3 separate regions of the Homo sapiens genome follow, and regions 1 and 2 are each linked to region 3. A link is a contact called in ENCODE Hi-C or POLR2A ChIA-PET data. All regions are on one chromosome and are shown on one strand. Each heading gives the region's core, a stretch centred on a gene start or an enhancer-like site at or near the end of the contact. The rest is flanking DNA. Distances are from core to core; before and after follow the strand shown.

What was found. A loop is a pair of places that touch in the nucleus more often than their neighbours do. ChIA-PET counts read pairs that join two places held with the same protein, here RNA polymerase II (POLR2A). Pooled maps may share reads with other maps.
Region 1: a pooled map shows a loop between it and region 3 (5-fold over the local background). The contact joins the promoter of SH3BP1 here to the promoter of GTPBP1 in region 3. A Hi-C loop is called at or near these places in 4 of 50 pooled maps.
Region 2: a loop to region 3 is called in a pooled map, with 10 times the contacts of the local background. The contact joins the promoter of ADSL here to the promoter of GTPBP1 in region 3. A Hi-C loop is called at or near these places in 2 of 50 pooled maps. POLR2A ChIA-PET finds 5 or more read pairs at or near these places in 2 of 52 experiments (B cell and PC-9).

The regions. Positions count from the first base shown.
Region 1 is chr22:37,638,419-37,641,998 of GRCh38, reverse strand. SH3BP1 (SH3 domain binding protein 1) reads right to left here and starts at 2,330. Exons shown (of 18, transcript NM_018957.6): 1 at 2,153-2,330; 2 at 831-873; 3 at 521-625. The coding sequence starts at 2,211. It overlaps PDXP-DT (PDXP divergent transcript), which reads left to right. Exons shown (of 6, transcript NR_109952.1): 6 at 1-167. RefSeq lists silencers at 2,113-2,552, 2,583-2,732, 3,363-3,580.
Region 2 is chr22:40,344,794-40,348,346 of GRCh38, reverse strand. ADSL (adenylosuccinate lyase) reads right to left here and starts at 1,847. Exons shown (of 13, transcript NM_000026.4): 1 at 1,636-1,847. The coding sequence starts at 1,788. RefSeq lists enhancers at 792-1,304, 1,305-1,818, 1,819-2,332 and a silencer at 1,505-1,594.
Region 3 is chr22:38,704,694-38,708,468 of GRCh38, reverse strand. It overlaps GTPBP1 (GTP binding protein 1), which reads right to left and starts at 2,525. Exons shown (of 12, transcript NM_004286.5): 1 at 2,322-2,525. The coding sequence starts at 2,513. RefSeq lists silencers at 1,877-2,016, 2,197-2,606, 2,927-3,076 and enhancers at 1,710-2,395, 2,697-2,846, 2,396-3,081, 3,082-3,767.

The sequences.
Region 1 (3,580 bases), core at 1,081-3,580, 1.1 Mb after region 3:
TTACTAGCTATGTGACCTTGGACAAGTGACTTTATCTCTGAGCCTCCAGTTCCTCATGTGTAAAGCAATGCCTGCCCCTAGGGTTGTGCCAGTGTTCCATGAGACAGTGCACTCATATGTTAGTAACAAGCTGGCGGTTATCAGCCAATAAACGCTGCCTCTTGATTAATAAACGTGTATCCCTCAAAAGCCAGCTCAATTGCTACCTCCTTCAGGAAACCCTCTGAGGCCGCCCCATTGACAGCCTGCTCTTGCGCACTGATTGGACAGAGAAGTTCAGGTGCTGTCAGAAGCCTGGCCTTGGCTTATGGGAACTGGTGCACAGGGAAGTGGGGTAAAGGTGATGGGGAAGGTATAGGGCCTCTTGAGTGCAGTGCCAGAGGGGCCTTGGAACAGAGCAGTCTCCATGCCCTTGGTGCCAGACACTCAGACTGGCAAGGAAACCCCAGCCCCGACCTTGCTTCCCCATTGGATGGAAGTCTCCTGCTCAGGCCCCTCCTTCCCGGGACCCCCCACTCACCACCCGCTTGTCCATGTCTGCCCCGCTCTGGCCCTGCAGACAGGCCTGCAGCCGCTTGTGGATGTTGTGGGCTGCCCGCTTGGCCGGCTCCAGCCGCTGTTCTACCTGGGAAGGAGGTATGGAGGTTAAGGATCAAGAGAGGCTGTCTCCCCCTGAGCAGGAAACTTTCTCCTGTCCCCTGGGGACCCCATGGCCAACAGCTTGAGGAATGACTCAACCCAGGCCCCTACCTGGCGTCCCCGCCCCGGCCCTCTGCTCCGAGACAGCCTGCACAGGCCTGCCTTCCCACCTGCCCGGCCCAGGCACGTACCTGCAGCAGGTCCTCACCCAGGAACTCAGCGGTCTCCGGGGTGCTGCGGGGAGTGGTGGGGGGGGGGGGGAGAGTGCTTCTGCTGAGCCTGCCTGGGTTAGAACGCCCCCTACTTCCCTTCCCCGCAGCAGGGCACCTGGACCCCAGTGCTTCCACTGTCCCTCCCAGCTGAGGCCTGCCCTGGGTGGCCCAGTTGCTTCATCCCAGTCGGAGCACATTCCATGGGGGTGGGAATAGGATACATGGGTTTTTCCTCCTCCACCCAGGGCTGTGTCCTGAGAGAGGGCGGACAGATGAAACTAAAGGGGAGGCTGAGAGACCCACCCGGGGCCCAGCTTTGGGACACAGAAGCCTCTTTTCTGCCCACTCCCAAATCCTCAGCCCACCCCGGGATGAGGAGTATTAGCTGGCCCCAAGAACGGGAAGTGCAGGAGCTCAGACTCCTAGGCACAGTCACACAGCACTCTGGACTACAGCTGTGGGCAGGGGTGCACAGGCCCTTGGCCCCCACCTGGGGACACATGGGGGATGCCAAGGCCCACTGCAAGGTGGTCTGACTGTCCAGGCTATGTAGGCATCTGTGCCAGTGTGAGACTAGAACCAGGTCTCTGGACACCCAGTCCCCTCCCTGGACCCAGAGAATGGGGAACTCCTGAGGCTGGGGGAAGAGGAGCAGAGAAGACAGGCTCTGAGAGGCTCCCCAAACTTCCGGCCTCCGTGCCACCGGCTCAGAGGCTGGGGGTGGGAGCTGGGAGACCTGGGGATATTTCCACCTGAGTCCAGGAAAAGCAGAAACGAGACAGAAGCAGGAGGCCCCTGGGCTGGGGGGAGGGGGAGGGGGAGGGACGCTGCAGGCCAGGGGCAGGCCCCTCCTCCCACCAGGCCAGGACCCATCTCCTCCCCTCGCCCCAGGTCTGTGGCCCTAATCGACCCTCCTCCCTCCCCGGCCCAGCAAGCAGAGGTGGTGAACTGTCCCATTGTCCAGAGGGGACAAGTGAGGTCAGGAGGACCATCCACTTAGAGACTCGTGGAGGCAGAGAAGTCCCAGCGTCCTAGGGCAGAGAGCATTCTCCCGCCTGAAGCCCCCTCCAATCCGGTAAGGGGGGGCATCCCTTCCCCCAAAGGCCACCCTTGCTCCTCCAGCTCTGCCCGAGAGACGGGGGCGGCGTTCAGAGAGGAGGAAGAGAGAGCAGGAGTCTGGCCGCTCAGAGGGTGGCTGCCCAGCTGTCCCCAGCCTCCCCCACCCCCGTCTCCCCCGACCCTTTTACGACCCCTCAAGTCCTGCCGGGGTAAGAGTGGGGCTGGAAGCGGGTGACACTCACCGTCCCAAGCTGCCCGTCTGGGCCAGCTGCCGCATGCGGTGCAGCTGCCTCTTCATCATCTTGGGGGCGAGCTGGGGGCTGCGGGGTCACGGCGGGGGTCGCGGGCCCGGGGAGCCCCCGGTCCAGCCTGCCTCTCCTGCGGCGCGGCTCTTGCCCCGGATGGGTGGGCGGCGCTCTCGCTTCCTGGGCCGCCGCGCGGCTCTTGCTGGCGGCCGGCTCTCTCCTCCCCCGCTCACGACTCCGCCCCCGGCCCCCAGGTCACTCCTCTCTCCAAGTTGGTTTCCTCGCTCTTCCCCGGCTTCCGGGCCCCCGGGCGACCCCCGGCCGGGCCCCCGCTGCTGTGTGTCCGCCGGCCGCGGCCGTCCACAGGTTGTGCCCGGCTCCTCCTCCCCGCAGCGCCCCGCCCAGCCCCGGTGGCGGGAAGCAGGTAAGCCCATTCCTGCCCCTGCGCCCGCAACCCGCCCCAGGCGGGGTGCCTGCCCCACCCGCAGCCTGCAGACCCGAAGTATAAATAACCTTTGCATCCCTCGCAAAGAGGAAAGGGTACCAAGCGAAAGAGGGGTAGGCCTTTCTGACCTGTCCTGGCCTCTCTGGGCCTGCCGCGGATACTGCCTTGCACTCTCTTCCGCAGAGGACCTCTGGCCCCCTGGAACTAAACCCCCCACCACTGGATGACTGGCTGGGAGCTTTGGCTTCCTGGGGCCACGGGCTGCTGTGTGGCCGTGGACAAGCCCCTGGAACTCCGGACTCGCTGTTTCTAATGGTCTGATGGGCCAGCTGTCCTGGGCCTGCCCATTCTGCAGAGTGGACAAGACACCCCTGCCAGCTCCCTTTAAGGGAGGTGCGTGCCACCCCTCAGCCACCAGGAACCCTCCCAGAGCGGTTCGCGACACCCTGTTCTCCACATCTCCTGGCAGTTTGCTCCATCTGTGAAGCCCGTCTCCTCTCATTCCTCCTGGCAAACAGCCTCAGTCCCCCTTCCTTCTTGTAGGGCAATGATGTAGGTGCTGCTCTGACTGCCCCCAAACTCAGTAGTTCTCCTCTTTGGCCCTCCACTCAACACAGAGTTAGGCATACAGTAAGTGCTCCATAACTGCTGGTTTTACAAGATGTGAGCGCCTTTAGGAAACAGTAGGCTCTCCTTACCCTGCACCCCTGTGGCATCAGGAGCCGCAGGCGTGGGGAAGAGGGGAGGGTGTGCCCCAGAGTCCTGCCACACCCTCTGCACTTTGCTTTGTTAGTTTCAGTTTAGTTTGAGACTATTTGAGCCACTACTGTGTGCCGGTGCAGACTGTGTGCCGGTGCAGACTGGGCGCCTCTCAGAGGCAGGACCTTGGCCCCACACATCTCCATACTCCCAGCACCTAGCCCAGGGCCTGGCACACTCACTGGCTGCTTCTCTCCTCCCTAATGAGGCAGGACTCATTG
Region 2 (3,553 bases), core at 598-3,097, 1.6 Mb before region 3:
CATTTCAAGTACTCGGCAGCCACATGTGGCAGAACTGCCTGGAACCTTTACAGTCACAGAAGACATGACACCTCTGGGCTCCTTCCAAAGCAAAGCAGCAGAGGGCAGCACGGCCATACTGCTTCCTCCCCTCAAGCAATTTATCTTTTCAAAATTCATACTTTCCTTACTACAAATTTTCTGCATTCCTCCTAATCTCTTATTCTCCAAGTTTTTTCTTAGCTACTAAGTTATTATGCAATTTATGGTAATTTTGACACCCTAACAGATAATCCAAAGCCAAAATTGTATGCATTTTAGGCCAACACAAAGAACACATACTCAGACTCTACATTCCAATTCCAGCTTGAAGCCATTTACTAGCTTTGGCGACCCTGGCAAAGTCTTGAGTACCACTACCCTCATCTACAGAATAGAATATCAGATGAAATAGAAAGAGTACACACTAGTACATCACAAACCACAACACATGATTAAGGTCTACTACTATCGCTATCTACGCCAAGAGTTTATTAAGTTGATGCTTCATTCTTCCATCTGTAAAACAGGTACAGTCATAGTATTTCATACCTACTCTTCAGGGTTGTTTGGAGGATTAATAAGCAACCATGTGTAAAGGGTTAAGACCTGGGTCTCAGAAGGCACTATCTGAATGTCTGCTATTATTGTAGTGTATCGCCCAATATTTTGGAGGGCAGTGATAAGGGGAGGGAGGGAATCTAGAATGAAAGTTTCCTGTTTGGAGAGTTCCATGGTACAGGTCCTAGGCCCGAAGTCAAATTGTTTCCATGTTTACTGTGCCGTTTGAGAGGGCATTGCCAACTTGCTCGTTGTGGCACTTTCCTCTGAAACTTGAGGAGAAACATTATCGCTCTCTGGATCACCTTCAGTTTGCTTCAACTCTTCTGGAGCTATTTCTGAAACCGCTGGGCTAAGAAGTTCTCTATGCAGCCCTTAGAAAAGAAATTATAAACCCCGTTTAATAAACCCCTACCCGGAGTCTTCTCCTAAGAGGCAAAGCGGAGGCCAGTGAGGCAGAAACGGTGGCCTAGAAAACAAGCATTCCAGTCCTGTCACTAACTACACAGGCACTGTGGAAAACCAAGGGGCTACGTGCTCAGCTCAGGCTCTGGAGTGCACCCAGGTTCAAATCCCAGTTCCGTTCTTAATAGCTGGATGGGCTAGGGCAAACAACAAGCTGTCCGGGCTTTGTTCTCCCCTGCAATGTGGGAAAAACACCATCAAGCCTGCAAGATCTTCATGGATTACACAAGAAAAGATTAGTGAAATAATGAGCACAACAGTACGAAACAAGCGCTCGGTGTCTGTGGTTAGCAGCGTACTCCTGCGGGGATGGCCAAAATGAATTCCCTGAAACTACAGGCTGAATTTCTCCCAGCCTCCTCCGCGTCTCGAACCCTCTCGGACTGAGAACACGTGAGGCAACAGGTGGCGGCTCCCGGATCTCCTGCCCTTGCTTTCCTGGGGCCGCAGCTCCTCAGGACAGGGAACACCCAGCTGAAAATAGCCGGGCCGCAGCTCCGGGGTGGCTAAGCCCAGCCCGGAACAGAGCCCGGCACGTGCTGGGGCGGGCCCGTCCCTCCCGGCCCAGCCCCTCAGCCCGGGATCCGTTACCTGCTCGGCCTCCGCCAGCCACAGCCACAGCTGCCGCCATGTCCGGAATTTATACCTGTCGCTAAACACGAAGCACATCTCCGGGCTGGCATAGCGGGAGGCAAGAGGTGAGCGGTAGCTGTCGGGCGAACCATGATCGCCTCCAGCCGCCATCCCAACCCTGCGACCCCGCCAGGGTGGACTGGACCAGGGAAGAGCGGAAGCGGAAACCTGGAGGCCAGGGCAGGACGGGGCGGGGCGGGACTTCCTTCACGCGGTCTCGCTCTCTGGGTTCCGGGCGCCCTGGGCGCTGCCGGCTGCGGAGAATCTCCGCTGCTTCTGCCTGAGAATTGACTTGGTTCGCTTCTTTGACCAGAAACATGATTGATGCTTCCTACGTTACTTAGCCGCGCTACACTTTAGTTTTCCTGTCTGAAAAGAGGTACATTAAGACTTCCTTGGCCGGGCGCGGTGGCTCACGCTTGTAATCCCAGCACTGTGGGGGCCCCAGACCGGAGGATCGCTTGAGGCCGACAGATCGAGACCAGCCTGGGCAACACAGGGAGACCCTCCCGTCTCTAAAAAACAAAAAGCAAAAAAAAAAAAAAAAAAAAAGGCCTGCCTTTCGGGTTGTGCGGATTCAGTGTTAGAGCGGTGTCTGGCACACTTGGAAGGCCGTGTGTACGCTTGCTGTTACTCTTATTACTGTCGCCCCACCCACTCCTGCCCGCGGCGCACCGAGCTCGGCTCTAAGGAGAAATGAAGATACCCAAGGGAAATCGGCATTTACTGCGCCCCCAGTGAGCCGGCTGCGGTGGCCTACGCCTGTAATCCCAGCACTTCGGGAGGTCGAGGCAGGCAGATTTCCTGAGCTTAGGAGTTTGAGACCAGCCTGGGCAACACGTGAAACCCTGTCTCTACTAAAATACAAAAAATTAGTCGGGCATGGCGGCCTGTACCTGTAGTCTCAGCTACTTGTGAGGCTGAGACAGGAGAATTTCTTGAACCCGGAAGGCGGAGGTTGCAGTGAGCCAAGATCGCGCCACTGCACTCCAGCCTGGGCGACAGAGCGAGACTCCGTCTCCAAAAAATAAAAGAATTAAATAAATAAATAGAAATAGAAACACTCAAGTGGCCCCCCCCCTTTTTTTTTTTTTTGACAGGGTCTTGCTATGTTGTTCAGTCTGGAGTGCCAGTGGGGTGATCACACAGGAAAGGGTTCATCTGGAGCTGTAAGAGCCAGGTGTCTCAGCTGGGCACGGTGACTCACGCCTATAATCTCAGCACTTTGGAGGCTGAGCTGGGCAGATCGCTTGAGTCCAGGAGTTGGAGACCAGCCTGAGCAACATGATGAAACACTGTCTCTACAAAAAATACAAAAATTAACTGGGTATGGTGGTGTGCACCTGTAGTCCCAGCTACTTGGGAGGCTGAGGTGGGAGAATCACTTGAGCCCAGGATGTTGAGGCTGCAGTAAGCCATGATTTTGCCACTACAGCTTAGGCAACAGTGAGACCCTGTCTCAAAAACAAAACAAACGAAAAGAGCCGGGTGCCTGCACCCTCTCCACCTGCACTTAACTCCTAGCTCTCTGCCTTTTACGTGAGGAATCTAAAGACACTCAAGCCAGGTGTGGTGGCTCACGCCTGTAATCCCAACACTTTGAGAGGCCGAGGCGGGAAGATCGCTTGAGCCCAGTACTATGCTGCTTTGAAATTACTTGTTTCTGAGTGCCTTACTAAAATGAGACCTGTGGAGGAATTCCAATTTTAACTCCCAGTTTATTTGCTGAGAGTTAACTTCACTTTTCCAATAACCATAATATTTCTAGACTATTACAAGTACATGATTAAGGGCCAGGCACGGTGGCTCACACCTGTAATCCCAGCATTTTGGGACGCTGAGGCAGGTGGATCACCTGAGGTCAGGAGTTGGAGAC
Region 3 (3,775 bases), core at 1,276-3,775:
AGCCCACAAGACATATACCTCATATACCTCCATGCCCTCCACCCACAGGCCAGTGGCTTCCAGGATAACAAAAGAATTCTGTTCTATCTTGTCTTAGCTATATTGAATATTTGGGAATGAAAACTGCCTGCAAGACTCATCTTCATCAACAAAGCACCATCACCATTACCACTACGAGGAGTATTAGCACCGTCATTTTGCAAATGTCTGCCAATAACATTGAAGTGTCAACCATTTACTTGGGTAAGCCATTTGGCAATCAGACCCCATTCTCTAACCACTCCTGTGTGACCTTGGACAAAGAATTTAACCACTCTGAGTTTCAGTTTTTCAATCTATAAAACGGAGCTAATACTACCTGCATCCTAAGGCCACTGTAAAGAGCAAATATAATAACATGTAAAGCATCTAGTCCACAGCTCAATAAATGTGAAACTACAAGGTTTTCTTCACCCAATCATTCCCAGAAAAACCTTGTTGGATGAAACTAGCCACCACTATTCACTAAGTGTTTCTCCCTTTGGAAGCTCTCGGAGCCTTAGGTCTCCACATTTTCTATCGTAAGGACATGAACCTTTCGCTTCTAATCTGTTCCTCCGGAATCAATCTATTCAACCCAACCCTTCTCTCCCTCCACACCATCACTTTTTCTTTTTGATATCATCGATATTAATATACATATGATTTTTTTTAATTGTAAGGAGGACTTCCCCAGCTATGTGATGAAATAACACTTCTAGGAATATTAAATGAGCTGGTCAAGAAATGAAGGTACTACCGTCTTTGCAACTCTGCCCTGCAATTTCCTATCATGTTTCTTCAGCACCTTGACCATGTGTTGACATCCAGTTTGTTTGCTCTTGAGTCAGGTCCATAATCTTGTAACTTCCTGAGTTGACTCATCAGAGCTTGTAATTGTAACCTGGATGTTTCCTGGGTCTTTTACATCGTCCTGGCCATCCCTCTCTCTAAGTTTGGCCATCCTCATTATGGCCTTACAGGCACAAGACAGGACCAACTTTGACAGGCTAGCTGGCTTCCAAGTGCTCACCTGAGACTACAATGGCAAAGAGCAGTTGAAAATAACTTGCTTAGGTTGCAGGGAAAGTTCCTCCCCAGTTTAGGACCAAGTTTCATGCAAATTTGCCGCCATAAACTATAAAAAGTCACAAACATTTTCAAAGCTGGATAAAATGTCTATCGTAACTATCCTACAAATGTAAGTGGTGGTATTGGTGTTCTATCTTTCACCCACTGCTATTTAATCTGCACAGGAAATTAGGAACTATCTCGTTCACTTCAAACATTTACTGAGTCTCTAGTATGCATCAGGCACTATTAGGTGTCTTCTTAAATATTTCTAATTTTTACAACCCATCTGTACTTTCTTAAGATGAGGTGGTTGGAGAACTGAAAGGTTAAGAAACTTTCCCAACGTCACAGAGCCTTTCGATGGTAGGGCAGGAAAGGGAACCCAGCCCTGTCTGACTCCCAAGTTGGCATTCTTTCCCTAAGGAACGTTAAGCACCTTCAAAACACCAGTCACATCTTGTATTTACTTTTCTATTCTTCACAATGTCAAGCCGTTGGCGAGGCCTTAATTCCTGCCTACCTTCTCGACAGCTCAAAAAACACGGTTTTAAACGTCCTTCACTGCTCCACTCATACAAGATGAGCTTCCACTCACAGGATAGCGAGACTAAGGAGCCTGACCATCTTTCCATTTTGTTTCGGGTGGCCTCGAAAAGTAGACATTCTCGGACATGCTCCTCCCCAGCTGAGCGACTACTTTCTGTTTCCTTTCCCGAGTCTGGGAAGAGACGCGGCGGCCACCCTGCCCTGGCCTCCGACTACCTGTCTTCATGAGCGTCTCGGCCCCCTGCCCGGGCCCCCTCGCCCCTCTGCTGTCCCGCGCGGTCCAGGGAGAGGAGACTCTCGGTCTCCGAATCCCCTCAAGTGGGGACCCGAAGAACGGGGAGGGGCACTGAGCGGGGACAGGGAACGCGCGGAGCGCAGCTGGCATCGGGCGCCCCCGTTCCACGTGGCAGAGCCGAGGGGTTACGATCTCGGCGGGAGACGGGAGGGCGGGAGGCTGGGTTGGCGACGCGGGGGAGCCAAGGTGGGTGCGGGGACCATGGGGACGGCCCCTCGCGCCGCGAACCCCCGCACGTCCCGGAGACTAGCAGGTGGGCGGGCTCGGCCCCTTCTTCCCGTTCCGCGCTCCCCGCGGACAGGGCGGCCGCTGGCCCCGCCGTCGCCCGGGAGACTGCTCGGCCAGCCGCCCGCTCCCCTCAGCGCCCGCCGCCGCCGCCCGGGCCTACCTTGCTGGTGAGGTCCAGCTCTGGCTCGCCGTTGAGCGCCTCGCCGTCCTCGCTGCAGTCCGAGTCAAAGCCGCCGTGGAGTCGGGCGGCGGCCGCCGCGGCCCTGGCCGCCCCCGGGGAGCTGGGCTCGGGGGCGAACATAGAGGCCGGGACCGGCGAGTCCATCGCGGAGCGACTGCGCTCCGTCGCCATCTTTAATAACTTAGGCTAATTCGTAGCCGGCTTCCCTCCCTCCCAGGCTCATTTGACTAATCTATGCACAGAGCCCCGCCCCGCTCCTTATCGGAATAATTTATGCAAAACTCCAGCCGCGTACTGGGTGACACGTACCTCTAGCTAAGAAACAGTCGACTAGGCCTCTCAGCCACCAATCCCTGCAGAGCTTTCAAGTACCTAATGAATAATTAATGAGGCCCAAATCCCAACAACAAATGTCTGAGACGTCACGCGCCCTGCTCCCAGCTTGGGAGGGGGCAGTACCGAGTCCCCGCTACCCGCCTGAAGCCTTCCCGCCAACGGAAGCAGAGAAGTGTCTGACTGACACAGCAGCCATCCAATGAGGAGAGAAATACAAACAACGTTACTCGTCAACGCCCCTTCACTCTCCTTGTTTCCAGAGGCGGTACTAAGCCTGCAAATCTTACTGCAAAACAGTAGGCGCTGTAAGCCTTCCGATGACGGACAAGGGCAGGACCCAATCGAGTCATAGAACAGGTCCCGCGCCTGGACCTGCTCATGGAGATAGTAAACTGCAAAATGAGCCTCCCACTCGATTCAGTGACTGAGGCAGTTGCTGGAACGCCGATGTCCAACGTGCTGGCATGCTCCAGGCAACTTTAATAGTAGGATCGATGCTGTAAGTTCCAAGAGTTGTAATACTATAGCAGCCAGAGTGAGGCAATAATTAAATGCTGACCTTAGGGAGAATTCTCCATTCACTGCCTTTGCGGAGGCAATCACACGAACTAAAAACAGAGGCAAGCAGCTAAAATTAAAAGCCAAAAAACACCTCACCACTTTTGTGGTGAACTGCTAAACCGAAATCTAGGGTCTCATAAGGTAGTTTCCTATGGATTATTTTTCCAGTGTCATCAGTTGTGAAAAGCCCCAACCCAAAATGCCATCAACACACGTTTTAGTGTCTTGAATTCCTGTTTCAAAAGCCGGAAAAGCCTAGGCCGTCATTGTTTGGCGAAATTAGGGATTAACCAACGTCTATGAATGTCGGCCTTGGCCACTCGAACCAGGCATCAAGCAAACAAGAGCATGTTTGAGAAGATAAGGAATCCAAGACTTAGGGTTTGGACCTAAACCCTAAATCTTTAGTGAGCAAGTGGCAGGATTGAAAATGGCTTTCAGTTTTGGGGATCTACCTGAGAAGAAAGAGACAGTCTCTTCTTGTCCCTGTTTTCCACTACTATCAAGTCTTATTTGCACAAACACAGCTGGGAATC